Regions from separate parts of the Homo sapiens genome. Here all the other regions are linked to region 1. Evidence: chromatin contacts called from ENCODE Hi-C or POLR2A ChIA-PET data. All regions are on one chromosome and are shown on one strand. Each heading gives the region's core, a stretch centred on a gene start or an enhancer-like site at or near the end of the contact. The rest is flanking DNA. Distances are from core to core; before and after follow the strand shown.

Evidence for each region. Hi-C counts contacts between places; a loop is a spot of excess contacts on that map. ChIA-PET counts read pairs that join two places held with the same protein, here RNA polymerase II (POLR2A). Pooled maps may share reads with other maps.
Region 2: a map of CD8-positive, alpha-beta T cell shows a loop between it and region 1 (3-fold over the local background). The contact joins the promoter of ILKAP here to the enhancer-like site in region 1. A Hi-C loop is called at or near these places in 3 of 168 maps with a recorded cell type or tissue (CD4-positive, alpha-beta T cell, CD8-positive, alpha-beta T cell and naive thymus-derived CD4-positive, alpha-beta T cell), 11 of 37 single-sample maps with no recorded cell type and 13 of 50 pooled maps. POLR2A ChIA-PET finds 5 or more read pairs at or near these places in 4 of 52 experiments (CD4-positive, alpha-beta memory T cell, PC-9, activated CD4-positive, alpha-beta T cell and 1 more).
Region 3: a loop to region 1 is called in a pooled map, with 2.6 times the contacts of the local background. The contact joins two enhancer-like sites. A Hi-C loop is called at or near these places in 12 of 50 pooled maps. POLR2A ChIA-PET finds 5 or more read pairs at or near these places in 4 of 52 experiments (CD8-positive, alpha-beta memory T cell, activated CD8-positive, alpha-beta memory T cell, activated T-cell and 1 more).

What each region holds. Positions count from the first base shown.
Region 1 is chr2:237,698,341-237,702,617 of GRCh38, forward strand. All of the region lies in intron 1 of LRRFIP1 (LRR binding FLII interacting protein 1), which reads left to right. Among named protein-coding and RNA genes, the nearest start is that of LRRFIP1, 73 kb to the left of the region's middle. RefSeq lists a silencer at 17-66 and enhancers at 2,060-2,109, 2,120-2,169. Within about 2 kb of position 2,496, at least 31 of the 41 ENCODE cell types and tissues checked have a DNase peak (open chromatin) inside an H3K27ac peak, as active enhancers do; they include CD4-positive, alpha-beta T cell and CD8-positive, alpha-beta T cell, where a contact is called at or near this core.
Region 2 is chr2:238,201,487-238,205,763 of GRCh38, forward strand. It overlaps ILKAP (ILK associated serine/threonine phosphatase), which reads right to left and starts at 2,209. Exons shown (of 12, transcript NM_030768.3): 1 at 2,013-2,209. The coding sequence starts at 2,067. RefSeq lists enhancers at 1,196-1,255, 2,218-3,090 and silencers at 1,626-1,715, 1,836-2,405.
Region 3 is chr2:237,996,630-238,000,906 of GRCh38, forward strand. The region is part of intron 4 of UBE2F (ubiquitin conjugating enzyme E2 F (putative)); the gene reads left to right. All of the region lies in intron 4 of UBE2F-SCLY (UBE2F-SCLY readthrough (NMD candidate)), which reads left to right. Among named protein-coding and RNA genes, the nearest start is that of UBE2F, 32 kb to the left of the region's middle. Within about 2 kb of position 2,067, at least 4 of the 41 ENCODE cell types and tissues checked have a DNase peak (open chromatin) inside an H3K27ac peak, as active enhancers do.

The DNA.
Region 1 (4,277 bases), core at 1,246-3,745:
TCACATAACTGTAGGTGACAGAGCCCAAGCTGGAGGCTGTGGCTGGGTCTTCAGACTCCTTTCTTGACAGTCTGCACCTGCATAAACTCAGACCTTTACTGAGAACAGTGCAGCCATAGCTGAGAGAAGCAGTCGGCACCCAGCATTTCTTGGACTTGTCTGCCAGGTCCCCCGAGTGCAGAGGACAGTGTGCTGGCTCCTGGGGCCTGTGGGCCCGGCCAGGAGCAGCCTTGTAAGCTAAAGCCTTCTTTGAAGGTGGCCGTCTTACCGTAAACTTTCATGGTAATTTCAGTCTACTCCATAATTTGTCTGAGTTAATTTTGATGGAAACATAGTGTTTTAAGTAATCAGTTAGGCTTTGATCTCTAACTTTATGCCATCCAAATCTTCATGATGGCCTGAGCACCAGGCACCCAGACCTGTGCTCTGAATTGTGCCGGGGCTGGTTCATACAGTGTGATGGAGAGACGAGAGATCCACACTGGAGTTCTGAAGCTGTGGTTCTCAACCCTGTCTTTTTACAAGTTCCTTAACTTCCTTACTAGCCTGAAATGAAATGCATAGGTGAGAAAGTCAACCAGCGCACATAATTTCGAGTCAATATAACATTTCCTTAAAAAATAAAATACAGGTAGTTTATAGTAACATAATAAGAATTTTGATATAGAAATACTCAAGACCAAGTACACCAGCAGTTGAATGCAGTGATGAGACCTGCACACACCTGTGCCTGGCGTCACAGGGAGGCTGACACAGGTGTGTTGCACTGAGACCCACACACCACCCCTCATGTTGCTGTCTATGACGTGACATTCTACAAAGTTGACTAACTCTCAGGAAAGTTCTGAACAAAGCCAAGTATCATCATCTTCCTTCAATTTCCATGTCGATTGCATTCCTGGAATAGTTCATGTATATTTGAACTGTGTAAAACATATTTTGAGTTTATATGTAAGTTGCAATCAGTTTGTAAATCCAAAAATTAAAAATAGTGGTTTTTCTTTTCTTTTTTTTTTTTTTCTTTTTTTTTGAGATGGAATTTCGCTCTGTCGCCCAGGCTGGAGTGCAATGGTGAGATCTCGGCTCACTACAACCTCCGCCTCCCGGGTTCAAGTGATTCTCCTGCCTCAGCCTCCTGAGTAGCTGGGATTATAGGCATGCGCCACCATGCCCGGCTAATTTTGTATTTTTAGTAGAGATGGGATTTCACTATGTTGGTCAGACTGGTCTTGAACTCCTGACCTCAGATGATCCGCCTGCCTCGGCCTCCCAAAGTGCTGGGATTACAGGCGTGAGCCACCGCACCCGGCCAAAACAGTGGTTTTTCTATCTTCCTGAGCAGTCAAGGGAAAAGTTCTTCCCATCGCAGGCGTGTCTGAATGCGGGATGGTTGGCCGACCTGGCCCTGCCCCCCCGCCCCAATACCCTTAGCTTCTTCCCAATCTTTTTGACATCCCAGTCCCCCCAACATTTCCAAAATGCCCTCTAAGTCAACACTTCCGCCACTGCCAGCTGCCACCCCAGAGTGCCCTGTGCCTGGTAACGATCGTTCTCACAGTCATGGCCGTAGGGAAGGCTCTTTGTGGTTCCTGGGGGACTTCGTGAGATTGCCCACATGAGCATTTCTTTTGGAACTGAGATACAGTGCACATCGCCTCTGGGGGACATGGGGTGGTGGGTACACGGAACCGAGGTGAGCCTCCCTTGCGTTGCGGAGGTGCTAGCCTTGTGCCGTCCGTTCTTGTCCACGTCTGTGCAGGAGAACATCACCCGGCCCACTTGGTTGCTGTGAATAGCAAACTTTAGAGGCCACTGCATCTGAGGGTTGGGGGGTTTGCAGAGAAAACAAAAGTTGGTGGCTGTGGCTACTTCCTATAGCAAAGTGGCTCAGGAAAGGGATCCCGTGTCACAGCCTGGGTACACCACGGCCCCTCCAGGAGCTTGATTCCTTCTTAGCTCAGGGGAAGAATCGCACAAGGACCGAGGCCCCTGCTTGTCTGTGAACAAACTGGCCTTTGTGGCCACTTCAGGCTTCGGCTGCATCATATTCCTGTCACATTCACGTGAGTGAACTTGAATTACATCCTTAACACTTTTCCAAAAAGGTTATAAACTAGACTGGTGATGTATCATGGGGCCTAGAAAAATAATGCTGCTGCTTTTTCACTTCTCTGCTTGACGCTAAAACCTGGAGGCGAAAATGAATGTGTGTAATTAATAGGAGAACTTCCTCCTGTTTGCAGAGTGCTTTACAGCTGGCAAACGGCTTCTCTCCCTGAACAGCCCCGTGGGGCGTCATTTCCATCTGACATCTGAGGAGAGCTGCTGTTCATGGTCCAGTCCTCTGTCCATTGGCCCACTGGGTGTCCCTAATATGCGCTAACAGGCTCCTGGCAAACGGCGGGCATGGCAGCCACGAATCTGCACATGAGCTGTATGCCCTGGGTCTCCCCTGGGCTCTGCGGGGGGAGGTGGGAGCCGCCTCTGGTTCACATGCGGTGCTTTCCAGGCTGCAGGGCCTTCTCAGCCTGGGTGGAAGGAGTGACGTCAGAGTATTTCTCAGGAACTGCCTGCCCTAAAGTTGTGGCTCATAAACCCCTTCCAGCTTCTGTGTAGAATTCTGGACCCCTAGGGTATCACCACAGAGTTTAAAAGCAGAGTAAGAACATTTCCTGTGACTGTAGGGTGAGAGGCCCTGGGATCTGTAATTCTACACTAGGCTGGAATCCCAGAAAAGCTTCAATGCTCAGGAAATGTATGAGCAGTGCCAGGATCCCCTGAAGGAGTGTGGGGCTTTTGAAGCAAGCTGCCCAGCGAGCCTCCCGCAGCACCTGCTGTCCCTTTGCCAGCAGTCAGGGCCCCTGCCCCACCAGTGTTGGTTGTGTTTCTGTTCTTTGAGGAGACCACATGATGATCTTCTGGTAGGAGCCACAAGAAGGATACAAATGCCATTAGAGCTGCTAGAGCCCCAGACGTCACTGGAATTGGGGTTCAGGGTGTTGGGCTGTCCCCACCCTTAGGCAGTACTCCCACTGCCTACAACACCTCCAGCGCAGGCTGAGGCCATGCGAGGATGGAAGCACATGTGGGCTAGGCCAGGAGGGCGTGCGGGAGGGCTCTCCACTCTGCGCTCCGCTGGGGTTTCTCCTTGTGTCCTGGTCAATAACTTCTTCTCTCTCTGGTTCTCCTTGGCCTGAGCCCCCAGCCTGAGCCGGGCTGTCCCTGAGTTCCCTGACCCGGAAGAAGGGACGGCCATTATCTTTGGGTGACTGTCTTCTTATAGCTGGGAATCTCTGGGGCTCTGAGCGGGAGGCCCATGGGGAGCCCTGGAAGAACAGGCATGGGTTAGACTGTTTACCTCACTGCCCTGTGTGCCCTGCCCCGGTAGAAGCCGTTTCTGCTGTGTGGTTCTGTCTAGAACTAGAGCCCCTCAGGGCCCTCTGCATGCCGTGGGGTCCCTTTGCAAAGCACCTCCTAACATGTGCTTTTATCTGTGGCTCGGGATGGGGATGGTGACTTCTTCACGCAGTCTTCTGCAGGCCTCTCCAGCCTGGCTCCCGAGATGTCACGCATGGGTCCATGCAGCCCAGAAAAGACCCTGCAGGGGGAGAAGGGTCACTTTGGTGCCTATCTCCCCAGCTGGCCTGTGGGCTGGGTGCCTGGCAGATGGGGCTCCCAGGGAGGTGCCCCCATAGACTTGGGCTCCACAGCAGGCTGTGGGGCTGGCATTAATGTGGCTGGGAGAGCCTGGCTGTCTTTTTAGCCATTTGTTTCGGAGGCCCTGGGGGTCATACTTGTGCTTCCTCGTGTATTTTTAGATCTCTTATCACCGTACACACCACCTCCCTATCAGAGGGCTGTCATATTCACATATGGTAAAATAAGACGCAACAATAGAACTCGAGTCGTGGTTCGGCTTTCTAGGATTAGGACAAGGAGGCAACTTTGATAGTAAATGGAATCTTTTTTTCCCAGCCATCCCCACCCTCAAAGAGTATCTTGCTGTAAGACCTAGTTCCTGTAAAACTCTGTCTGTGGGGTCCCTGGCCAGGATGGGTGGGATCCCAGGGAAAGGGCCAGGCTGTGTGTTCTGAACAGGAATGGTTCTGGACCAACCATTGTGGGCATTCCTGAGAAGCCAGGGAGCCTGGATCTTGTCAGAGGAGCTCCTCCCTCTGCTCCATCCTAACCCCGCGGGCAGCAGCAGGAACTGAGAGAGGACACGGTGGGGGCAGCGCTGCAAAACCCAGCAGCGGGCCACCTTCCAGCAGCAGAAA
Region 2 (4,277 bases), core at 959-3,458, 500 kb after region 1:
TGGTCAGCAGTTTAAACACCATGCACCCCCTCTGCCACCCTTTCAGCTCAGTCAAGGTTGGAAACTGAGTTTGGAAAAAACGGCAACAGGATGTACCTTTCCCACTGTATCTGGCAAAAGGCTGCTAAGGTGCCAACCTATGAGATTCTGAGTTGCCAGGTTTTTTGTCAGTCAAGGGAGCCTGCTCCTGAGCAGAACCTAATTAATTGCAGGTAAAAAGCAATGGAGATTTTAAGACTCATAGGTTTACACGCACACTGGTGAATCCAAATGCTGTCCCAAATATATTCAGATAGAAATTATACTCCATTGACAAGAGAAAAAAGACTGCTACACAAATCCAATTTTTACCCACAGCTAAAACCGTGGTTATTTTGAAAATGAATGGCTGAGTCAAGTTCAAAGACTCCAGGACCAGTTACTGAGATGCTCTGTACCATCAGAACGGTCAGTGGGGGCAGGGCACGGTGGCTCACACCTGTAATCCCAGCAATTTGGGAGGCCGAGGCGGGCGGATCACCTGAGGTCAGGAGTTCAAGACCACCCTACCCAACATGGTGAAACCCCGTCTCTACTAAAAATATAAAAATTAGCCGGGTGTGGTGGTCGGCGCCTGTAATCTCAGCTAGTAGGGAGGCCTAGGCAGGAGAATTGTTTGAACCCGGAGGTTGCAGTGAGCTCAGATCTCACCATTGCACTCCAGCCTGGGCGACAAGAGTGAGACTCCGTCTCAAAAAGTAAAATAAAATAAAATGTTTTCTCGCCCAGAATTACTGCAAATCACAAGCCTGAACATCCTTGGAAGCTCAATTCAAACACTGCCTCCTTCCCCAGTCTCTCGGTGCCCGACAATCCCTCCTCAAGAGTCCTCAGCATTTCCCACAGTCATTAACTTTTGCCAGTTTTAATTACCGTAATTAGTACCCTTCAGAAAGCAGCTCTTAGAAAGCGAAGGCTGGGCCTTACTCACCTCCGTCTACCCTACAACAGCAGCTCCCAAACCACTGGTCTCCAGCCCCCGCTGGGTTGGCCTGGGGATTTAGTAACAGATTCGGAAACCCCACTCTCAGGGATTCGGATTTACTGGGGCTGAGGTGGGCCTGGAAATCTGAACGTCTTAAGTTTTCCAGGTTTTCTGCCCCCAAGTTAAATTTTGTAATAAGGCCCTAAACTACAACATCAAGCTGGAAGTCTTGCATATGAAATATTCACGCGTTTTGACAGATGAAACCCGGAGACTGTAACCCACAGGACGCAGGGATTAACACAGGCCCTGTTTCAAGCTGCTAGGATGCTGAGCTCAAACCACAGCCCACAGGGACTCCCACTGGCAGGGGCCAGCGCTTAGGAGATGAGCGGACCCCTTAACTTCAAGGAGAGGGGGAACTTCCCGTGGACCAGAAAAAAAAAAAAAAAACTACTGTTAATTATCACAAAATCACAGGATGACAGAGGAGGCATCCTGTCTTCCAGGCTTCAAAAACACGAAGGATTAAGATGGTGATTAATTCAATCTCCAGTGCAAATAAAAACGCCAAGCCCCTGAACTTGCACCGGCCCGGAACGCGGCCGTTCCACAGCCCGCGGGTGAAGTGCGGCCCGGAAGCCGCGGGCGGGCGACGCGCAAGGCAGCCCAGGCCGCGGGTGGAATCGGGGCGCGGGGGCCCGCGGTGCCGCCGGGCGTTCAGAGCCGGTCCCTCGGGTCGGCCCACGCGGTCGCGCCGGCGCCTTTCACCGCCACGCAGAGGGGCCGTGGCCACGACGGCTCGGCCCTTTCCTTCCTGCGTAGCGAAAATGGCGGAGCGGCCTCTCCGAGCTCCGCGAGCGACCGGGCCTCCGACAGGGCCGCCAGTGGGCCGGACGGGGCCTGGCCAGGCAGGAGCAGGCCCCGTGCAGCCCGCGCCGCCCGCCGCCTCCCAGCGCGGGCGCCGCCTCAGCCGCCCCGGGCCTCAGGCCGCCCCCATCCCGCCTGCTCTCCCTTCCCTGGCCGGCCCGGCGGCAACGCCGCTTACCGGCAGCCGGGCGCGGCGAGCGCTCGGGCTCCGGCAGGTCCCCGAAGAGGTCCATGGCGGAGGCTGGGTGGAGGCGGCAGCAGCGACAGACACTCAGCCCGCGAGCAGCGGCCGGGCTCCACACCCCGGGCGGGCGGCAGCAGCGGGCGGGCGACGGGCAGGGGCGGCCGGCGCCGTCAGTCACCTGCAGGGAGAGTCCCGGACGCCACCAATCGGCGCGCGGCGTGGCCCGGCCGCCCCAGAGGGCTGCGCGCGGGCTGGGCGGGGCGGCTGGGGGCGGGGCGGTGCGCATGCGCGTGGGCCCCTCCCGCGCCCCGACTGCGAGCCGGGCGGACGGCGCCGTCTGGGCCCCGCGGTGTTTCCCGCCTTGGCGAACCCCGGGCCCCTCCTGCTTTTCCTTGGCTGGGGGTGTCCGATTTCTGTCAAGTTTCGTTGAGTTCCTGTCCAAGAAGCCCTGTCCAGAGAGAAACGTCTGAGCTCAAGGGCAGCCCCTGATGCCTGGGAAGGCTTTCTGGAGCTCTTGCCATCTCTTCGGCTCGTCCTTTCACCACGGCGTGCCTGGTTTCTGGCCTGTTTTAGAGACTGAGAAACCGAGGCTTGGATGGAGCGGCCCTGGGCGTCAGGACGGAAACCTCAAAAGATGCCGGAGGGAAAGGAGGCATTCCCTGACTTGTCTGCACCCACTGGTGTCTGTGGGGAGCGGAGAAGAGGGGCTCCTCCTTAATGGTGTCCCCCTCCATGCCTGTAAAGAGAAAGGCGGCCACTGACATCGGGGAGCTGGCCTGGTTCTGCAGCCAGGACTTGGGGTTGGTCTGGCACAAACAGCTAGGCCTGGGTGTTCTCTTTGAATGTGAACAATTTCATAAAACACCAACATCAGGCCGTGATACAGATCAAGAGAAAAAAACAGACCACTGTGTAATCAAGTGTGAACACAGACAAAACAGGAACACTGTCCAAGCCACAAAAGTGACCACATTCCCCTCGTCTTGGCCAATAAGAGTGATTGCTGCTTCTTTACCATTACATGTTTAGCCTTTGTCTCGTCCTCCTGCCGTCTAGATAAGCTTCATCAAGATATCCAATCATGGAATCCTCCTCTTCCTGACATCCAATCCGGAGCAAAGGCCCGTTTCCATAAATGTTTCCCCAAATCAACTAACACAAACCCAAATCTTACACCTCCGTTCCAACATCGTTTACCCAAGTTCCCCAGGTTATGTGGTCTCCCTCCATGCAAAGAGTTTTCAGCCCAGTTCATTCTGGGGCAGATGTATTTCTGACGCTCTCTGGCTGTAGGACATGGAGGGAGCCCAACAAGGCTTCATGCCTCTCATCTGCGTGGCTTCTCACTAGCAACCGTTTGAGATATTCATGCTGCCTCCTCCATTACAGCAGAAACACTCAAGTAACAATGCTTGTAACCGTTAAAGAAAGAGGAAATAAATACAAAAAGCGGCTCAACATTAAAAGGTTTATTTCAGAGAATAAACCTGAGAGGGGATTCTGGCCAATTTCGATCAGGAGCGCTCTCTCTTACAGACTAAGCATTCTCTCTTACAGACTAAGGATATTTAAGGGTTTTGGAAGTGGGGGAACGTTTATTGCAGGGTTGGAATGTCTCTGGTCGGAGGGGAGGCTATTGGAGGAGAGGTTATTTCAGGGTTAGCATGTTTCTGGTTGAAGAGAGGTTTATCTTAGGGTTGGAATATTTCTGGTTATGCTGACATTAGCCGTTAGGCTGATGTTTTGGGGTAGGATTTAGGTGGTTTTTTAATCAAGGGGAACTTAGAAAGGTGGTGTTTGTCCAAGATGGCAATGCTCCTGCTCTATCAATCCAGTCTCTATAGTTATGAAAAGGACAAGGGGCAGCGCATTTTTTCTGGCTACTTCCTGCTGGGGGAGTGAGCAGAGAGTTCTTTGGTTTCAGATTGATTGTAGGAGTAACGCTGTCTGTAGATGTTTTTGGGTAATTGTCTGTGAGATGGCCATGATCCTGCTGGTTAAAAATCTTTGAAAAAGGTGGCCAGGCGCGGTGGCTCACGCGTGTAATCCCAGCACTTTGGGAGGCCAAGGCGGGTGGGTCACGAGGTCAGGAGATCGAGACCATCCTGGCTAACATGGTGAAACCCCGTCTCTACTAAAAATACAAAAAAAAAAAAAAAATAGCCAGGCATGGTGGCGGGTGCCTGTAGTCCCAGCTACTTGGGAGGCTGAGGCAGGAGAATGGTGTGAACCCAGGAGGCGGAGCTTGCAGTGAGCCGA
Region 3 (4,277 bases), core at 817-3,316, 300 kb after region 1:
CATGCCCAGCTAATTTTTGTATTTTTAGTAGAGATGGGATTTCACTGTGTTGGCCAGGCTAGTCTCAAACTCCTAACCTCAGGTGATCTGCCAGCCTCGGCTTCCCAAAGTGCTGGGATTACAGGTGTGAGCCACTGCGCCCAGCCCCCCTTATTTTTTAACTGAAATTTTTTACTGAATCACTTTAATGTTGTGATTATTGTATATATGACAGCATCTTTGATGTTGGTCTTAGAATTGTCCTTGAAAATGGAGCATAATTGTTACAGTTTTTGTACTCACTGTTCTATCAGATTAAAAAGTAACCTGTGGCTGGGCCCGGTGGCTCATGCCTGTAATTCCCGCACTTTGGGAGGCCCAGGTGGGTGGATCACTTGAGGTCAGGAGTTCGAGACCAGCCAGGCCAACATAGTGAAACCTCGTTTCTACTAAACATACAAAAAAATTAGCCCGGTGTGGTGGTGGTGCGTGCCTGTAATCCCAGCTACTCAGGAGGCTGAGGCAGGAGAATTGCTTGAACCCAGGGGGTGGAGGTTGCAGTGAGCTGAGATTGGCCCAGTGCACTCCAGCCTGAGCGACAGAGCTGTCTCAAAAAAAATAAAAAAAATAAATAAAAAGTAACTTGTGTCTTGGTACCTGTAAATACTTAATGCCTGAATATTCATATTTTTAATAAGTGTACTTCAGGGACATTAACATTGAGCTGTGCACAGCATGCTTTTTAGATACTGTGTATATGCCCTTATTTTGTGATGTCTGTGAATTAGAAAGCTGTGGTGATGCCTGCCCTTTGATTATTAAGAGAAGTGTGGCCGAGATATGCCAACCGGAAAAACTTGCTTCATATCATGGTTTTTAAAAAAAATTTTAGAATCCTGCTCCTCTTCATATTGAAAACAAATTACAGTGATATGTCTAAGTTGTGAAGTTTTAACAATATATGAAATAAAATGATTTTGAAATGGACTCATTTGTAGCCAGTAATCCTGGAGCTAGGGCTGAAAACTCACTAATATCTATGATCTGGGGGTTAGAATGGTCAAGAGTGGAAGAATTGCGTCTGCATTTTCAGCTCACACCTCTTTATCTGGCTCCTGTTCACACTTGCTAACATTTTGATAGTTTTGTTTGCTTTTGGAGTGGTTGCTCATGCTTGGGAATAAATACACTCTTTAGAGAAAAACATGGAAATGTAATTTGGTGATGGGGAAAAGAAAGGGACCGAATTTAGAAAAAAAGCGTCCACATCATCTCGCAAAACAAGAAAAAGTAGTAATAAGTGAAATGAAACAAAACAAAAACGTAAAAGATAGCCTGAAATATCCCGTGGAGGCTTCTGTGAAGTTAGTGGGACAGTTTGAAAAACTGGACCTGTTCAGTGAGTGGCCTGGCTGACATGTTGATGAAGGTCACCTCAGCCTGCCCTGCTGTGATGGTGGTGATGGTTTTAGGCTGAAGGGAACATGGCTTTAAGTAACAATGACAATTTTTTAAATTTAAATTAAAAATTTTATAATCAGTTTTACTGAGGTATAAAATTATAAACAATAAAATGTACTAATTTGAAATGTATAGCTTACATTTGGAAAATGTATACACATATGTAACCATAACCCCAATAAAGATGAAAAACATTTCCATCATTCCCAAAGTTTCCTTCTGCCTCTTTGCAGCCAGTTCCTTGCCCCCTACACCACCATCCAAAATTCCTTTCTGATTTTTATTTCCATAAATTAGTTTTTCTTGTTCTTGAATTTTTTATATGTAAATGGAATCTTATATATGTACTCTTTGTCTCTGACTTCTTTCACTTAACATAGTTTTAAATTTACACATGTTGTGTGAATCAGTAGTTTATTCCCTTTTTATGGAATTTTAATGAATATGTCATAATTTATCTTCCTAGTGATAGACATTTGAGTAGTTTCTAGGTTTTGGCTAGTATCAATAAACCAAAAGCTATGAGGTTTGACTGCCGTGAGCTTTTTTTTTTTTTTTTACAAGCTTTTCGTGTTCATAGTTTTCCTTTCTCTTTAATTCTACCTAAGAGTGGAATTTTTGAGTCATAGGAAAGATAACATGTTTAACCTTTTAAGAAACTTTCCACTGTGGTTGTGCCATACCCTGACCAGCACTGTATGAGAAGTTTCCATTGTTCTACACATATATCAACATTTGGGTGTGAAATGGTATATCATTGGGGTTTTTATTTGCATTTCCCAGTGACAGATGATGTAGAGTATCTTTTCATGTATTTACGGGCCATTTATACATCGTCCTTTCTGAAGTGCCCCAGTCTTTTGCCCTAAAAAAACTTTTTATTTTGTGCTGTGGTCTGAATACAAGTCTTTTGTCAGATGCATGAGCTGCAGATATTTTCTCCCATTCTGTGACTTTTCTGCTCATTTTTAAAAATGCTGTCTTTTGTTGAGGAGGAATTTCTTTTATTTATTTATTTATTTTTTTTTTTTGAGACAGAGTCTCGCTCTGTCACCCAGGCTGGAGTGCAGTGGTGCAACTTCACCTCACTGAAATCTCTGCCTCCCAGATTCAGGCGATTCTCAGGCCTCAGCCTCTTTTACTTAACGTAATGTTTTTGAGTTTCATCCATTGTAGTTTTAGTAGAGACGGGGTTTTGCTGTGTTGGCCAGGATGGTCTCAAACTCTTGACCTCAAGTGATCCGCCCACCCTGGCCTCCCAAAGTGCTGAGATTACTGCCATGAGCCACCACATGTGGCTGAAGTTTTAATTTTTATGATGTGCAGTTTATCAGTTTTTTAATGGTTTGTGCCTTTTATGTCCTGTCCAGAAATTTTTGCTTACCTGAAACTTATAAATATATGCTCCTATGTTTTTTTCCTAGAAGCTTTAGGATGGTAGGTTTTATGTTAAGGTCCATCAGCCATCTTGAATTGATTTTTGTATGTGGAGTAAGACAGAGGTTGAGATTTACTTTATCTATCTAGATATCCAGCTGTTTCAATGAAAAGACTTTCCTTTCTTCATTGAATTACCTTGAAAGCTTGACCAAACAGCATTGACTGTATATGTGTAGTTCTGCTTTTTGGACTTGATTCTGTTCCATTGGTCTGTGTTTACCCTTAGGCCCGTACCACACTGTTTTAATTGTCGTAGCTTTATATAGTACTTATTTTGAAATTCATAGATGTTAAGTATTTTGATGTTGTTCTTTTTTTTTTTTTTTTTTTTTTGAGACGGAGTCTCACTGTGTCGCCTAGGCTGGAGTGCAGTGGCGCGATCTCAGCTCACTGCAACCTCCACCTCCCAGGTTCGAGCGATTCTCCTGCCTCAGCCTCCCGAGTACCTGGGATTACAGGTGCACACCACCATACCCAGCTAATTTTTATATTTTTAGTAGAGACAGGTTTCACGATGTTGGCCAGGCTGGTCTCAGTCTCCTGACCTCGTGATCCACCCACCTTGGCCTCCCAAAATGCTGGGATTACAAGCGTGAGCCACTGCGCCCAGCCCAGAATATTCTTACTAGTCTACTAATATCTGTAAGACTTATATTGATGTCGCCTTTTTCATTACTGATACAGTAATTTGTGGCTTCTCATTTTTCTTGATCATGTTAGCTAAAGGTTTATGCAGTTGATTTTTGCAAAGAACTGACTTTTTTCTCAATTGTTTGCCCATTTCATTTATTTCTGCTCTTTGTTATTTCCTTCCTAATACTTTGGTTTTACTTTACTTTTTCTAGCTTCTTGAAGTAGATCCTAGATCATTGGTGTGTATGTATCTATTTTAGTGTTTTTAAAAGTAATGTTGATTGAGATATAAGTTACATTCTTTTACTTAACGTAATGTTTTTGAGTTTCACCCATGTTGTTAATCAGTATTCTGTATTTTGTATTGTTGAATTGTATTCTATTGTATGGACGCATACCAGTTTATTTACCCGTTGACCAGTGGACGAACCTTTGTGTTGTTTCCACTTTGGGGCTATTATACATGAAGCTGTTAAAATTTTTTATGTGCAGGTCTTCATTTGCCAGTATGTTTTTATTTCTTCTGGGTAAATACAAAGCAGTTAAATTACTGGGCCATGTGGTAAGAGTAAGTTTAACTTTATAAAACCACCGCCATTAAGTTTTCCAAAGTTTTGCATTCCTACTAGCAATGAATGAGAATTCCAGTTTCTCTATATTCTTACTGACAACTGGTATTGTCATTCTTTTCAATTTTAGCCATTCTAGTAGGTATATATCTCATTATAACTTTAACTTGCATTTCCCTAATGACTAGTGATGGT